2 separate regions of the Homo sapiens genome follow, and region 1 is linked to region 2. The links are chromatin loops, found by intact Hi-C in ENCODE. Cell type or tissue: A673. All regions are shown on one strand. Each heading gives the region's core, and the rest is flanking DNA. Links, peaks and the distances in the headings are about the cores only. Region 1 overlaps LOC124900703 (a long non-coding RNA gene). Region 2 overlaps KDR (kinase insert domain receptor).

Region 1 (2,930 bases), core at 251-2,750, 91 kb before region 2:
CATTTATATTTCTTTTGTGAATTACCTAATCATGTTTTGGGCGCATCTTTCAATGGGTTATAGTCATTCTTTATATATTCCAGGTCCTAATCCCTTCTTTGTCAGTTAGATGTAGTGTAAAGGTTTTCTTCCACTTTGAGGCTGACCATTTTACTCTCCTTGTGGTATTTTTGGTAAACAGAAGTCCTTTATTTTAATGAAGTGAAATGTATTAATCTCTTCCTTTTGCTTTGTGCTTTTTGTGTCTCTTAATTCCACAGAGAAGGAAAAATTTTACTTTAGAAAAAATATAGGGGAATATCTTTATGACCTCTGGAGAGGGAAGGATTTCTCAAACAAGATCCCAAAAGTGCTAATCATAAACCGTTGCTATTTAACAACCACTTCTAGGGATTGTAAGGATGAATCAGGAGGATACGCTGAGCTCTGGCCACCTTTGTTTTCATTATTTCCTTGGAGAAGTAGGTTCCCCTGTGTTGCTGTTGAATGGGGGTGGGCTCACAACAAAAGACTGTTAGCACAGCCAAGGCAACTGCCCATGCCCTAGTTGCATCCATCCGGCCTGCGTGGCTACCACCTTTTCAGGAGAGAGGCAGGGGGACCCACCACAGTTTGTTCACCTTTAGTTCTTCTTTGTTACTAGCTTTGATGGGGGTCTGTTTCCGCTAATCTTAACTGTGGCAAAAATGCTCCAGGATGTCTATTCTTCTAGTTATATATGGAATTTCCTGGACTTCATTTGATTGCTTGGGATGGGGGCTGAGTAGATGCAGCTATTTCCAGGCATCCTTGCCTTTTCTTTCCTGAAAAACCATTGTGTTAGCAACACAGTTCTAGGTGGGGCAACACTATTCACATACATTTTGTTTTTTACTATATAATCTCAAACCAAGTTTTCTTTTTAGAAATATGCATATACACTTGCAGCTAATGCTACTTTCAACAATCCTCTGTGTAATACTATTTGTATGTTTCTTTTAATCGTTTTTACCATTTTAAGGCTCATTTTTTTCCTGTGCAATTTCAGGAGGCTTCTTCCCCCTCCCCCATCACCCCCTCCCCCTTTTCCCATATATCTGTATATGGGTCATTATCCTCTTCTCCATCAACATCTTCTCAGCATAACTGAATGCCCTAGGGAGATTGGGCTGGTGAGGCTCTGCCATGATTAATGGATTTCTTTTCACTCTTCAGTAATTGGCTGGCTTCCACTAAGGGCAGCTAATGTCTCTGTAGCTAGTTGGATTAAGTAGATTAGGTTACCAGTATTGCTGCTTATCTCATTCTAGAATCAATGATCCAATTCACACGTTCACCACCTATAAATCTGGGGAAACTATTACACAGAAGCCCTAGTAATTGATTAGTGGGTATTTCCTGAAATGAATCATTTATAAGGTGATGCCTTGGTTCCCAGCCTATTTCTGAGGCAATTAGGACCTACTGAGTTGCTTATTTGTTTACACTTTGATGACATCCATTTATTTCTGGTCTAAAGTCTGAATCTCACACCCAGTTTCTTAATGTTCTGGCCACCAGCTCTTTCTCATTTCTTTCTTTGTGCTTCTTTCTGAAACCTTTTCAGCCAGATGCCCAGTTTATGACACAGCTGATCTCCAGTATCTATCTGTCTGTTGATTTTGATAGCGCCGAAATAGGGTCATTTTGATTCTTGGAGCAAACTGTAGCCAGGACCCACCTCCTTTTGCCTTTGCCGTCTCAGTGCTCACTGGCCATGCCAGAGGAAAAGCCTGGAGGGGATGTGTAGGTAGAGGACACTTGCAGAGTGCTCTGACTCTCCTCCCAAGACCTGTATGTCAACAGAGCCTGCCAACAGAGAACAGCTGTTCTTCAACATGAGAGTCTGCTTCAGGCCGGAATCCTTTTTTACAATTTATGACTTCATATATGCCAGGCACTAAATTACAGACTGTACCTTAAAATCTGGGTGTGGTGGGAAGTCAGGTAATAATTGCTACCACACACCGAGCACTTCTATGAGCAAGGTGGTTTGTGCTAAGAGTTTCTCCTACAGCATTTCATTTAACTTATAGCCATCATGTGTCCTGGGTGTTATCATCTCATGCAAGAAACCTAAAGCTGATGGAGGTTATGTACATTTTCTGGGTCATTCAATTAATAAGTGAAGAAATTCAATCAAGCATTGACTTAGCTAATTCAAAATGGTACTTTTAACCAGTACAACATCCTGCCTCCCTCTTGAAAACATAAATGATTGGTCAGAATTACATGGCATTAGCTAAAAGGAGGTCACAGAAAGGCTGGTCACAGAAAGGTTACATGTAGGCTGCATAGCCCTGGGCTATAGAGTAGAAGGAAATGGGTCCTAGGAAGCATATAATCCCATGGTTCTCAAACTTTTTTTTCTTATTGTGGTTAAGAAAAACATGACATAAAACAAAAGATGGGATGCTTCAAAAGTTTGTGAAGATACAGCAAGATAGCTGTGCATCTTTGCACAGGGGCCATGGAATCTTCTCTGTATTGTTGCAGTTTTAGGATATACGCTGCCAAAATGAGCACTCCCAAATTTTTTAACTTGCAACTCACAACGTGAAACACATTTTACATCATGACTCCATACACACATCCATCTATAACTGAAACGAAATTCTACTTTGTAATCCTTGCACTTCTTCCATGTAGTACACTACATTTTTCTATTACATTTTCTATTTAAAAAAAAAAAATCTGGCCATAGCCTATTAAGTGGACTTTACAACTTGCAAATACTGATCTCTAAACATCAACGGATGGAAAATGGAGGCTCCAGGATATGTTGGATACCTGGCGCAGTGCCTGGCAAATAACAATCCTGAGTGTCTTTGCCTTATCTCCCTGTGTGATGCAGCAAGCCTGTGTAGTACCTCACCGGCAGAGCTGGGATGGAATCCAGGTTTGCCAATTCC
Region 2 (2,930 bases), core at 156-2,655:
GCTCTATTATAATTCTGCTCTACTGGAAATTATTTCCACTCAATAAACAATCAGTTACTTAACACAAGAAATCTAGATCTAGAATGAATCCTTACCTGCAAGTAATTTGAAGAGTTGTATTAGCCTTAATTGTAAGTATGTCTTTTTGTATGCTGAGCCTGGGCAGATCAAGAGAAACACTAGGCAAACCTAGAAACAAATTAAATAAATGAATGTAGTTGCCACTGAGTTAGACCTAATAGGAAACACCTTCCATAAACAATGCATACTCTATACTTTAAAAGGCCTCTTCAGCAATTCATTGTATAAAACTGGGAATTTACTTTTCACCATTCTCAGTAAAAGTTCACAAGCTGTGTCATAACAGGAAGAATGGGCAGATGGTCATAAACCAACACAACAGTTCTGCAATTCATGGAGCTAGGGTGGAGTTCCTGTTTTCCTGCATTGCCAACTTCAAGGTCTTACAAAAGGATACGGGACATTGAAACCAAATGAACCTTCATCTGATGATCTCACTCCCTTGGGAAAGGACCCACTGACATTTCTTATAGAACATAGGATGTACACATTTGACTAAATTGCTGATTAACGAATCCCACTTAGACGGATTTTTATATAGTTCATCTACGTACCCTGAAGGGAGTGAGAGAATCTATGACCTTGTCTCATTTTCCTTTATCAATTTTCTAGTGCGCTTCCCCTGGTAACCAAACTGCCACAGCTGAAATAATGGCTCATAAAGACTGTACATTAAAAGCAAGGGAGAGAAACTGAGGAAGAGAAAACATTCCCCAATTCCACACATACATGCATATTAATATACTTTTATGTATGTGTGGAATTTTCCCAATTTTACACATATGTGCAAATTAATATACTTTTCTGTCTACTGTAATTCATTAGCATTACCCTTTTTTTAAAAAGTATATGAATATTTTCGTGAAAAATTTTCCCAGTTTCACACATACATGCAAACTAATGTACTTTTCTCTCTATTGTAATTCATTAGCATTACCCTTTTTTAAAAACGTATATAAATTTTTTTAAGTGCAATGCTAATGAATTACAATTGGGAGATCTGAACTTATTCATCAAAGCCCTGAACTCATCCTGACATCAAGCTTCAGACATAAGAAACTTGTCTTTACCTATAAGGGATAAGAACCAGAAAAGTACCATGGCATAGATTCCTCACCATGGGTCACTCTACAGCAAGATAACTGAATTCTCTGTCAACTAAATGTGAAGAGCTATGAGGTGTTGAAAAAGCATGAGAGAAAGAAAAATTGTCCACTATGCTAGGGTCTTAATAAATATCAAGACCTAGAAAATACCAGCTTTAAAAAAGTAATTGATGTTGGGCAGGCTCCCAAGCTTTCTAAGTCATATCAACTAAGAAAAAATGACTCCCTAGGCCTAAACTGGCATTGACCTTGCTGGGCAAATAAGAGAGTATGAACAAATAGGACGAAGTATGAGACGGAATAAATAGAGAGAGTATAAGTAAATACCCAGTGCAAACATCCAGTGCATTGAATCTGAGGATCCCAATATGAACAAATGCAGGCAAAATGAATAAGTGACTGCACATGTTCTCACACACCACACAGATGTGCAAAATAAGTTACTGACATAACTGGTCAATATCATGGTTTTTAAGTCAATAATATGGTTTTTAAAAAACTGGAAACTAAGTTATATCAATATATCTCAGAAATTAACTGGCATTGGTACTGACTTATGTTTAGAACAGTTTTGTTCTTAAGACTTTAGACTCTGTCAGAATATCCCTGGGTCTACAAATCTGCATTTTAACAAGCATTTCAAATTATCCTACCACAGATGGTCTATGGGCCACTCTTGGACAGTTGCTGGTCTGGGTGGTCATGTTTAATTAATTTGCACAGTACTTTGTGCGTGGAACGGGGGTTACATTTATGTTTTAAATAGAGAATGGGGTCTCGCTATGTTGCCCAGGCACTTCTTGAACTCCTGGACTCAAGCGATCCTCCTGCCTCTGCTTCCCTAAGTGCTGGGATTACAGGAATGAGCCACTGCACCCAGCCTGCACAGTACTTTTTAATATGAAAGAAATAACTGCCCCCAAAACAGGCAAACAAAAAACCAAAATGTTTAAAAGCAAAATGAAACCTGGAGTCCCACTTTGTCTAAGAAAAGGAAAATGAAAACAATTCATTTGGATAACACAGATTTCAAACTTGACTGGGGAACACTAGGTTGAGAAAGATGCTGAAAACATGATGTACAATTCACACTGCCATCCAAATGAGAAAAAAACCATTATTTGGGCACATTCTTGTGAGAAAACAAATGGCAGTAAAAATGATTCTCAATAAACTGTGCCCACTCGGCTACCAAAATCAGAAACTCTTGAAGGTCTCTCATAATTTATTGCCACAGATCACATTCTAGACACACTTTCCTGTGTAACAAATATTTTAAAAAAGAAAAGGTATGTCCTTCATTCATAGGAAGCTGAGACTATGCCATACTATTCTAGAGACACGTTTACAACAAAAATCTATTCAACAAGGCTCTCAATAACTTCAAATTCATATTTGTAGACCAACATAGTTTTTTGTTTTTTGTTTTTGCTCCATTAAATGTCATTCGTTTTCATTGGCAAGCTTGAGCTGGACTCTTCAGAAAGTTCTAAAGAAATAACTGTAAGAGGTACACATGCTACTACTCAATAAAAAGCCCTTCTATGTTCAAATCCCATAACCAATATTAATTAATTTGTGCACTGTTACCCTTCCAGCTCAAAGACGGGAAGGAAAAACAACAGTGCCTCTGTCTCTAGAATTTGATGGCACCAATTACAGCCCAATCCAATTAAGCAAGTAATGCACTCCAAAAGGGCAAGTTCACCATTATATTCAGGGCGACCGGCCTGCCGTTACTAC

The links. Hi-C counts contacts between places; a loop is a spot of excess contacts. Peaks named below come from ENCODE experiments on the same cell type or tissue, not always from the same donor. Only the 100,000 strongest peaks of a DNase experiment are listed, where the experiment ranks them.
Region 1: a loop joins it to region 2, with 2.7 times the contacts of the local background. A loop is called at or near these places in 1 of 110 quality-filtered maps.

The regions. Positions count from the first base shown.
Region 1 is chr4:55,029,528-55,032,457 of GRCh38, forward strand. The region is part of intron 1 of LOC124900703 (a long non-coding RNA gene); the gene reads right to left. It also overlaps the pseudogene RNU6-410P. Among named protein-coding and RNA genes, the nearest start is that of KDR, 95 kb to the right of the region's middle. In A673, for the core only: no CTCF peak of the experiment used is centred there; a DNase peak (open chromatin) is centred at 1,194; H3K27me3 peaks cover 397 bases.
Region 2 is chr4:55,121,002-55,123,931 of GRCh38, forward strand. It overlaps KDR (kinase insert domain receptor), which reads right to left. Exons shown (of 30, transcript NM_002253.4): 2 at 96-189. Among named protein-coding and RNA genes, the nearest start is that of KDR, 3.1 kb to the right of the region's middle. In A673, for the core only: no CTCF peak of the experiment used is centred there; no DNase peak of the experiment used is centred there.